Linked DNA regions of Homo sapiens: region 2 is linked to region 1. The links are chromatin contacts, found by Hi-C or POLR2A ChIA-PET in ENCODE. All regions are on one chromosome and are shown on one strand. Each heading gives the region's core, a stretch centred on a gene start or an enhancer-like site at or near the end of the contact. The rest is flanking DNA. Distances are from core to core; before and after follow the strand shown. Region 1 has its middle 40 kb from the start of NEK6. Region 2 overlaps NR6A1 (nuclear receptor subfamily 6 group A member 1).

Region 1 (5,070 bases), core at 812-3,311:
GGAGGAAACGGAAGCTTTAGGAAGAGAAGTGCCTTCTACAAGCTCCACGGCTGGAAAATGGGCAAAGTCAGGACTCAAACCCTGGTGACTCCAGGGCCCCAGGCCTGGGAAAAAGGTGAGAAGTCAGGTGTCAGGTGTTACCCTTGGGAGCAGATGCTGGTTATTGATCTGAGTTGGAGGCCCTGGGTAAAATTCTGAGAAGGAGAGCGGCGTTGAGCTTGAGTGAGGCTGACTGGGGAGAGAGCTGTTGATGGTGAAATGGGAAGGGGGCATAGTGTAATGGTTAAGGGTGGGACTTAGGAGCCCAACAGTTTGGTTCAGATCAGCTCTGCCATTTACTAGTTGCGTGACTTGATCTCTCCATGCCTCAGTTTTCTCTTCTGTTAAATAGGAGTCATAGTGATCACAGTACTTGCTTCATAGAACTGTCATGAGAACTAGCGTGTTGCATAAGCGATTGCTAGGATCATTGTTGAGTCCTTACGCTGAGCCAGTACTCTACCAAACACTCTACCTACATTATCCTATTTCATTCTTAAAAACAAAATATCGGCCGGGCACTGTGGCTCACGCCTGTAATCCCAGCACTTTGGGAGGCTGAGGCAGGTGGATAACGAGGTCAGGAGATGGAGACCGTCCTGGCTAACACAGTGAAACCCCGTCTCTACTAAAAATACAAAAAATTAGCTGGGCGTGCTTGCAGGCGCCTGTAGTCCCAGTTACTTGGGAGGCTGAGGCAGGAAAATGGCCTGAACCCGGGAAGCGGAGCTTGCAGTGAGCCGAGATCGCGCCACTGCACTCCAGCCTGGAAGACAGAGTGAGATTCTGTCTCAAAAAAAAATATCGGCCAGGCGCGGTGGCTCACACCTGTAATCTCAGCACTTTGGGAGGCCAAAGTGGGCGGATCACCTGAGGTCAGAAGTTGGAGACCAGCCTGGCCAACATGGCAAAACCTCGTCTCTACTAAAAATACAAAAATTAGCCGGGTGTGGTAGCACATGCCTGTAATCCCAGCTACTAGGGAGGCTGAGGCAGGAGAATTGTTTGAACCCAGGGGGCGGAGGTTGCAGCAAATCGAGATCACGCCACTGCACTCCAGCCTGGGCGACAGAGGGAGATTCCATCTAAAAAATAAAAAAATAAATTAAAAAAGGTCCTTTTTATTCCCATTTTTACATGTGAAAATACTGAAGCTCTGAGACATAAAGCAACTAGGTTGAGGACGAGCATCAGTAGGAAGTAGAATATGACTGCAAAGTCCTATCCCTGGGCGGCTGCACCATTCCCTGTTTTGTTTCTCAGTCCTTCCATTGGAAGACAAGCCCCTGTATTAAATCCCTTCTGTTCAAAACCTAGGGCATTTCAGGCTTCCTGATGAGATGCTGCCTGATACAGTAGTTACTGTTTATTGTGGGTTTCCTGGGAACGGGCACTCTTCTATGCACTTTACATACAGTAATGTATCTAATCATGCCCTGCTCATCCTATGCATTAAGTGCTATGATCTCACTCGACAGCAGAGGAAGGAGAGGGGAAGCCACTTGCCTGGGATCCTGCAGCTCATGAGGGGCAGAGCTGGGGTTTGAGGACATGAGGTTCAAATCCAGAATCCACATCCTGACCCATGGCAGGAGACCACCCTACTTGCTGTTGGCCATCACTACTGCCAGGCAGCAGCCAGCCCACCAGAGCCTGGCCCTGGTGGCAACCAGTTAGCCTCTGTGACCTCCCCATCTGACTCCATCTTCCCCCTCTGCTGTGGACCTTGTCTAATTTCTACCCACTTCAGAGACTAGGACAAAGATGGCATCTCCAAGGCATTCTCTTCTCCAAGCTGAAGACCCCTGTGTCTGGGAGGGGCTGGGAGGTGAGGTGGGGCCTTCCTGGAGGATACTAAAAGGGCTCCTAACCCTGGTGTCTCTTCCCTCCCAGCCTGTCCCTCTTATGCCACTCATGGCATCAATCCGTCCAGAGGGACACTCCGATGACTCACCCACCACAGCACTTTCACTTCCTTCTTCTCCAGAGGAGGCGTCTGACCTGCTGCAGCTGCACTGAAGGGCCTCTTCTCAGGGGCTTCCAAGGCTATAGGGGGCGGCCAGGGGCCCTGCTGCAGCCTTGAGGTCCAGGCCTGGGGCCTAGAGTGCTGCCTCTGTAGGGAGCAGAGTGACCGGAGGGGCTTTGGGCCTCCTTGCTAGAGACTGGCTTCAGCTGAACCCTGTCCAAATTGTCAGTCACCCTCAACACCCATGCAGGGTTGGCACACAGGGAGATGGACCTTGAGTTTTTTTTTGAGACAGAGTCTCACTCTGTCGCCTAGGCTGCAGTGCAGTGCAGTGGTGCGATCACAGTTCACTGCAGTCTCCACTAACGGGGCTCAAGCAATTCTCCCACCTCAGCCTCTCGAGTAGCTGGGATGACAGGTGCATGCCACAACGCCCAGTTAATTTTTGTAGAGATGGGGTTTTACCATGTTGCCCAGGCTGGTCTTGAACTCCTGGGCCCAAGCGATCCGCCCACCTCAGCCTCCAAAAGTATTGGGATTACAAGGGTGAGCCACCATACCCAGCTGACCTGGAGTTTTAAAGCTGGAGTTGTATCTCTCATACTTCCTGATGGCATTGAAGGGACCCATATTCATTCATTCACTCATTCATTTACTCCTTTATTCCCTCATGTAACAAATCTGTCCTGGGCTTCTATATACCAAGCAGTCCCTAGGGTACCAAGAAACCAGGGCTCGCCCTCTGCCCATGAGGAGCTCATGGCCCATCTATGGGTGGGGGTTGTGGGAGTGGCGGGTAGCAGGGCGGATCCATAAATAGAAAACCCCGGTACAGTGAAAGCGGGCCTTGGAGAGGGCTGGGGAAGCCCAGGCAGTGCAGTGGTTGTGGTTAAGTCACAGGGCACCGCAGGGTGGACCTAGGATTTGTGAAGTCTGAAGCTTTTCAATTTTGGAAGCCCCATCTGTAGAAACAGAATACAAAATTAGATTCAAAAGCATTTATTTAGAAGGAGAAAACAAAACCCAAGACAGTATCAAGGGCTTGGAGATACTTCTGAGATCCCTTCACACAGTTTACCAGAAATGTTTACATGGAAATGCTTCCTCATTACAAGCTGGTTTCCCTCTCTCCCTAGAGTACTCTATAGCTCCCAGCTACTCCAGGGGTGCTGGGAAGGGCAAGGCTGAAAATGAAGCTTTGCTAGGGTCACAATGCAGCCTCCTTGGAGCAGGCAAGTTGCACAACACTGATCCCATCCCAGTCTCAGAGGATAGTGCATGGTTCAATGACCTAGCTGTGGAGTCAGACCTGGGTCACACTCCCCACTCAGCCATTTTCTGACTATGCCACCTTGGGGAAGTTGCTCATCTCTGAGCCTTGGTTCACTCGTCTGTAACATGAAGCTATTGATAGAACCACACATTGTGTTTTTGTAAACATTCAATGAGATCATCCATGCAGAGCAGTTCATAAACATGAAGCACTGGATGAACGCCACTGTCACAGTGAATGCCACTATTCATGATGAAGGTCTGTGGCTGTCTTGTCCTGCCTCTCTCTCTCTCTCTCTCTCTCTCTGTGTGTGTGTGTGTGTGTGTGTGTGTGTGTGTGTGTGTGTGTGGTGGGTGGTCAGGGAAGGCTTCCCAGAAGAGGTGACATTGGTGTTGGGCCCTAAAGGAAAATGTAGAGAAGGGCATTCCAGGCAAAGAGAATGGTGCATGAAGTGACTGGTGTCTTGAGGAAGGGAAGAAGCCCAGCCAGCCAGGAGCAACCTAGAGGGATTCTCTAGCCTCTGGGTGGCCATATTAGGGCTGGGCCTGAGCTTCCCAGGCCCTCCTGGTTGCAGCCCCAAGGCTGCAGCCTGGCAGAGGCCAACTGTTGTGTCTGGGTGGGTGGGGGGTGCCCAGCTTGGTCTCTGCTATGCTGGCAGAAGTTTCAGCCTCTCACCTCTCTGCCTCCCCTGTTTCCGGTCCTCCACTTCCTTCCCCTCCACAGACCACAGAGGCGTTTCAGAGGAAGCTGCTACTTATTTTAGCAGTAATCCCCGGACACCCCCACCCACAGCTGCCCCTGGCCCCCTTACAAGGCACCAAGTCACCCTCTGAGCCCCAGCCCACGGCACTCATAAGTGAGGAACAGGCCCTGTCCCCGGGCCAGCCCTGTGCACCCCTTCCCCACAGCACAACAGGGAGCCTTGAAGCTGGGAGATGTGGCTCCAAGTCCGGCTGTGACACTAACTTACTGTATGATCTCCTGAAGTCCCTTCGCCCTGCCAGGCCATGTCCCCATCTGTGACATGAGGCCCAACGGTGGACAGGCCCCGACCTCTGGGCAGAGTATGGGAGTGGGGTAAACATGGGTGCTCTGCCACCCTGCCCCTGGTCTTTCATCCCAGCTAGAAGGATCTGAGAGAGAGTCTTGGGGTAGACTGGAGTGGGGAGCCTGAAGACAAAAGAATCAAATTCAAACTTACCTATGAAAGTGAATTTGTATTCCAAAAGGGCCTGTGCAAGTGAGGAGCCCCAAAGCCGATGCTTTCACAGTGCTATGGCAAACCTGCCTTTAGACAGTGTCCTCAAGTCCTCAGGAGACGGTGGAGAAACTGAGGCTCAGGGAGCGGATGCCACAGGCCCAACACGGTCACATAGCTGGTGAATGGCAGACCAGGATTTGAACCCACGTTTGTTAAAAATCAATGTCCGACTGGGCGCAGTGGCTCATTTCTGGAATCCCAGCACTTTGGGAGGCTGAGGCGGGCGAATCATGAGGTCAGGAGTTCGAGACCAGCCTGGCAAACATGGTGAAACCCCGTCTTTATAAAAATACAAAAATTAGCCGGCGTGGTGGCGGGCCCCTGTAATCCCAGCTACTCGGGAGACTGAGGCAGGAGAATTGCTTGAACCTGGGAGGCAAAGGTTGCAGTGAGGCGAGATCACACCACGGCACTCTGTCTTAAGGAAAAAAAAAAAAAGGTCCATGTTTCATCCACTACCTGCGACAGCCTCTGGAGAGCTACCCCTGGGTGGGGAGAACGTCAGGGAGGCAGAAAGAGAGACAGAGAGAG
Region 2 (5,070 bases), core at 1,040-3,539, 400 kb before region 1:
TGTCTTTTCAGTATTCAGCTTAGTATTCGAAAATTGACCTGAAGAAGTTCAGATGGTAACATTCTCATCTGTCTGAGGACAGGATGCTTTGGTTTGCTAGCCTAGCTTACCCACGGCTGTGATCCCACTGCTGCCACCATGTACCGGGAAACTGCCACAGCCCTCAAGAACGATAGAACTTATCATCATTTGCCTGGAAGGAAATCTTTGCAAAGAGAAGAGTACATTAACTCTTGCCCCTGTGAGTCACCATACCTTTGAAGTCTTGGTAATTACTAATTGTTGCCACCAGTATGGCATGGTAGTTAAGAGCTTGTAGTACTCCGACATTCCTGGGTTCATATTCTAGCTCTGCCCTTTACTAGCTGTTTGACTTTGGGCAACTTAACCTCTGAGCCTTAGTTTATCTCTGAAATGGGAATAATAAACTTACATTCAGACTTAAAAGACTCTGGTGAGGTGATACATGTAAAACAGTTAACACTGGTGCCAGGCACAAAGTAAGGGCTTAATAAAGGTAGAAGAAAAAGTGTGGAGAAAGGGGAGGAGGCTTATGTTGTCTGTCAAACAGATGTTAGTGGGTGGTTAGACATCCATTCTTCTTTAACTTTCTGGTCTAAGCAGAGATAAGTAGTTTTTCCTTCAAGACCCCATATAGTACAGCTGAGGTAGGGCTAGAACAGCTAAAACAGGCTTCCCTCACTAAATATTCAGGGGGTAGGGAGGAGAAATTAAGACAGGATATTATGATTCTAAGTAATTGGACTCAGGCTGGGTGTGGTGGCCCATGCCTGTAATCCCAGCACTTTGGGAGGCCTAGGTAGGAGCATCACACGAGCCCAGAAGACCAGCCTGGGAAACAGAGTGAGACCCCATCTCTTAAAAAAAAAAAAAAAAATTAGCCAGGCATGGTAGCTCATGCCTGTAGTCCTAGCTAGTTGGGAATCTGAGGTGGGAGGATCTTGAGCCCGCGAGGTCAAGGCTGCAGTGAACTGTGATCATGTCACTACACTTCAGCCTGGGTGACAGAACAAGACCTTGTCTCAAATAAATAAATAAATAATAATAATAATAATTGGACTCATGAGACATACACTATCCTCTCAGTCCTCTGAAAGGAATCTCCTTTCCTTCCTAGCTCTTTGCTTGCCTGAATGGCCTCCTTTCCCCCAAACTCTTTGAAAACTCAGAACTGTCCAAAGATCAAGTCTTGACACCTTGCCATCATATCCCTACCTTCCTTCAAGTCACTTCATTTTGACAGTTTCCCTTTCTTGTCCTGCCATGACCTCTGCAGAGGGCTGGCTGATAAGAGAGGCAGAGACAATCCTGCCAACCTCTACAGGGATAGACCTCTTATTTGGCACACTGTGGAGGGAAATATACTTCTGGATTTTTAGTAGTATTGCCTGGCCCTGAGTTCATCATAGCCTCCTTGTTATGCTTCTGTAGTTTTATTACATTGTGAGTCTTCTGAGGGACCCCAACAACCATTGGTTTATAGACCATTTTCCAAGGTCCATTTCTCTCTGCAAAATCCCTTTTTCAAATTGAACCCGTTCAGACATTGTGCCCTGCTTGTGCAGGATCTACACCTCTGTGAGAAGTTCATTCCTCCACCCCCATTGAAGCCAGAATTGAGCTCAATTTCCTACTCTTTTTTTTTTAAGGTTTTCCAGTGTTTTTGTTGCTCTACCCCATTCCCAAAACCTGTTTCTTTATGGCTTGTGACTTTTCCTGATAGTCTTTATCCTCTGTAGGTGCCCAAATCCTGAAAAAATATATCAAGTATCAAAACAAAAGTCCCAAATACGTTATAGTGGTTCAGTATTTGTAGTTTGCTTAACTTTTATTTTATTTAACAGCTATTTCTAAGACATTTCTCCTCAGAGAATGTGATTAAGTAAAGTTATCTCAACTAGGCATCAGGATTTGACACACAGTGTTTCAATTAACAGCTGAAAAGCCATAATCTTTTTAGCAGTGAGCAACAGAAAATGTCAAAGAAACTTTGCTGTTTTGCCGGTCTGAACCTAGTTTTCCATCTGGAAAACGGGACTTAGGGAGATCACCGACATTGTCAACCCAGTTTAGTGTGAAGGACATGGGATATTACACACAGAACCAATTCTTGTTGCAGTTCTGTAAACCCTAGTCAGTGTAAACTGGAGAAGAGCGTGGGAAAATACTGGTTGGTCATGCCAGACTTTTGTTTTCTTCTCACTCTGTCACCCAAGCTGGAGTGTGGTGGTGTGATCTCAGCTCAGTGCAACCTCTGCCTCCCAGGCTCAAGCGATCCTCTCACCTCAGCCTGCGAAGTAGCTGGGACCACAGCTGCATGCCACCATGCCCGGCTAATTTTTTTGTATTTTTGTTAGAGACGGGGTTTCACCATGTTTCCCAGGCTGGTTTCAAACTCCTGGGCTCAAGAGATCAGCCCGCCTCGGCCTCTCAAAGTGCTGAGATTATAGGCACGAGCCACCATGCTCGGCTGTTATTTTCTTGGTTGCTTGCCTGGTGCTGGGAATGCCTGTGGCTTTTTAGCACAATGATTGCCAAAAATTAACCACCTTCCTCCCCTGCCCCCTCAAAAACATTTCTGTGTGGCTTATGGTTTAGGTTTTATCTCTTGTCATTTCTCTTCAGTTTTTCTGTACAAAATGAAATGCTAGATTCATTTACAGTATGTTCAAATTAAACTTTTAAAAAATTTGCTATTATTTTTCATATTAGTAAGAAGCATTTCCTTTTTTTCCTTTTTCTTTTTTTTTGAGACAAGGTCTTACTCTGTCACCCAGGCTCCAGTGCAGTGGTATGGTCACAGCTCACTGCAACTTCAACCTCCTTGGCTGAAGTGATACTCCCACCGTATCCTCCTAAGTTACTGGGACTGCAGGCTTGCACCACCACCACACCCCACTCATTCTTTTTTTTTTTTTTTAAAGATATTGGGTCTCACTGTGTTTCCTAGGCTAGTCTCAAACTCAAGGACTTAAGTGATCCATCTCGGCCTCCCAAAGTGCTGGGATTATAGGTGTGAGCCACCACTTCCAGCCTAATAAGCATTTCTTGAATCCCCAATGTATGCTAAGCATTTTTTGAGCTACTGAAAAGGAAGTTTCTTCTTGTGTCAGGGAATCTATGCATATCCATAATGATGTGACTTTTAGCCAGACTGTGTAAGGAACAAAAAGCATGTTTTATGTCAGATTTCTTAAGTGCACATTTATTCAAAAAGTTAAAGAATTTTAAAAAGGAGTATACTTTGCAGGCAAAGCCCCTGGTCATCACTGTACTTGTGATCACTGTTTGGTTATTACTCCTGGAATCTTGAAGTCTTGGTACATTTTTACCACTGTATCTATTGAGTTAGTTGTGTTTCGATCTGGGCTCTGGGTGCTTTATTTGCTAGCAGTAGCTGTGGCCTAATCTGAACATCATTTTTCTTTTTTCTCCAAAGAGCATGGTCCCTACTCTGTCTGCCTCACATGATAGTTAGGAGGATGAAATAGAGAAATGCAAGTTAAAGCCCCTCCCAAGGGCAGAGCATTATATAAGTGTAAAATAGGCATGGTTTTGTAAGGATGTATCTTTTTAAACCTTTTTTTTTTTTTTAAACAATGAGACATGTTTCACATATCATAATTTACTCTGTACAGTTGAGCGATGTTTGGTATATTTACCAAGTTTTGCAACCATTACCACAAATCAGTTTTAGAACATTTTCATCATCTTAATAAGGACCTTTCTGCCCTTTTACTGTTAAACCCAGCAATCCTTAATCCTACTGTCTCTATAGATTTGTCTTTTCTGGACATGTCATATAAATTGAATTATACCATATGTATTATCTGTGTCTTGCTGCTTTCACGTAGCATGGTGGTTTTGAAGTTTGTCCGTGCCATAGCACTTGAGTAGTCAGTTCCTTTTTGTGCTGAATATATTCCAGTGTATGGATATGCCATACATTTTATCTATCCATTCACCAGTTGATGAGCATTTGTGAATAATGCTACTATGAACATTCACATGCAAGTCTTTGGACATATGTTTTCATTTCTCTTGGGAATAAGGGTATATCTTTTAATTATAAAAGTACTTCATGCCTATTCTGAAAAATTATTTATTTACGGAAGTATAAAACTTGGTAAATCAAAGTTACCTCCTTAATTCAACTTCTCAGAGGTAGTGATGTTAATAATAATCATTATCATCTTCTATATCTTCTGAGCATTTGCTATATGGCAGGTACCTTATTTATATATATTCATTTATATTGTGCTACCTTATTTGTGTGTAATCAGTTATATTTATATATGTATATAAAACAATAAAACAAATTAATTGAATTTTCTTTTTTTTGGAGATGAAGTTTCGCTCTTGTTGCCCAGGCTGGAGTGCAATGGCGCAATCTTGGCTCACTGCAACCTCTGCCTCCCAAGTTCAAACGATTCTTCTGCCTCAGCCTCCCAAGTAGCTGGGATTACAGGCATGCACCACCATGCTTGGCTAATTTTGTATTTTTAGTAGAGACGGGGTTTCACCATATTGGTCAGGCTGGTCTCGAACTCCTGGCCTCAGGTGATCCACCTGCCTCGGCCTCCCAAAGTGCTGGGATTACAGGCGTGAGCCACCTCAGCCAGCCAATAAAATAAATGAATTGAATTTTCATCATAATCCTTTGAAGGCAATATGTGCCCCCCTCCCTATTTTACAGATAAGGAAACTGAAGTTTGAGGATGAAGTGTAAAGTCACACTTCTAGTAAGCAGCAGGCCAAAACTGAAACCTGGGCAGTCTGATGTATACTCTGGTTCTAGACTTTCCAAACATGCAGTTTTTTTAAAAAAAGTAAAAATTATAGTCCAGGTATGGTGGCTCATGCCTGTAACCCCAGCGCTTTGGGAGGCCAAGGCAGGCAGATTGCTTGAGCTCAGGAGTTTCAGACCAGCCTGGGAAACGTGGTGAAACACTATCTCTACAGAGATACAAAAATTAGTCAGGTGTGGTGGCAGGCGCTTGTAGTCCCAACTACTTGGTAGGCCAAGGCAGGAGGATCACTTTAGCCCAG

What was found. Hi-C counts contacts between places; a loop is a spot of excess contacts on that map. ChIA-PET counts read pairs that join two places held with the same protein, here RNA polymerase II (POLR2A). Pooled maps may share reads with other maps.
Region 2: a loop to region 1 is called in a pooled map, with 4 times the contacts of the local background. The contact joins two enhancer-like sites. A Hi-C loop is called at or near these places in 1 of 37 single-sample maps with no recorded cell type and 2 of 50 pooled maps. POLR2A ChIA-PET finds 5 or more read pairs at or near these places in 1 of 52 experiments (activated naive CD4-positive, alpha-beta T cell).

What each region holds. Positions count from the first base shown.
Region 1 is chr9:124,215,807-124,220,876 of GRCh38, reverse strand. No RefSeq gene overlaps it. Among named protein-coding and RNA genes, the nearest start is that of NEK6, 40 kb to the left of the region's middle. RefSeq lists enhancers at 1,768-2,127, 2,698-2,857, 3,767-3,846. Within about 2 kb of position 2,061, at least 16 of the 41 ENCODE cell types and tissues checked have a DNase peak (open chromatin) inside an H3K27ac peak, as active enhancers do.
Region 2 is chr9:124,619,355-124,624,424 of GRCh38, reverse strand. The region is part of intron 2 of NR6A1 (nuclear receptor subfamily 6 group A member 1); the gene reads left to right. Among named protein-coding and RNA genes, the nearest start is that of MIR181A2HG, 37 kb to the left of the region's middle. Within about 2 kb of position 2,289, at least 2 of the 41 ENCODE cell types and tissues checked have a DNase peak (open chromatin) inside an H3K27ac peak, as active enhancers do.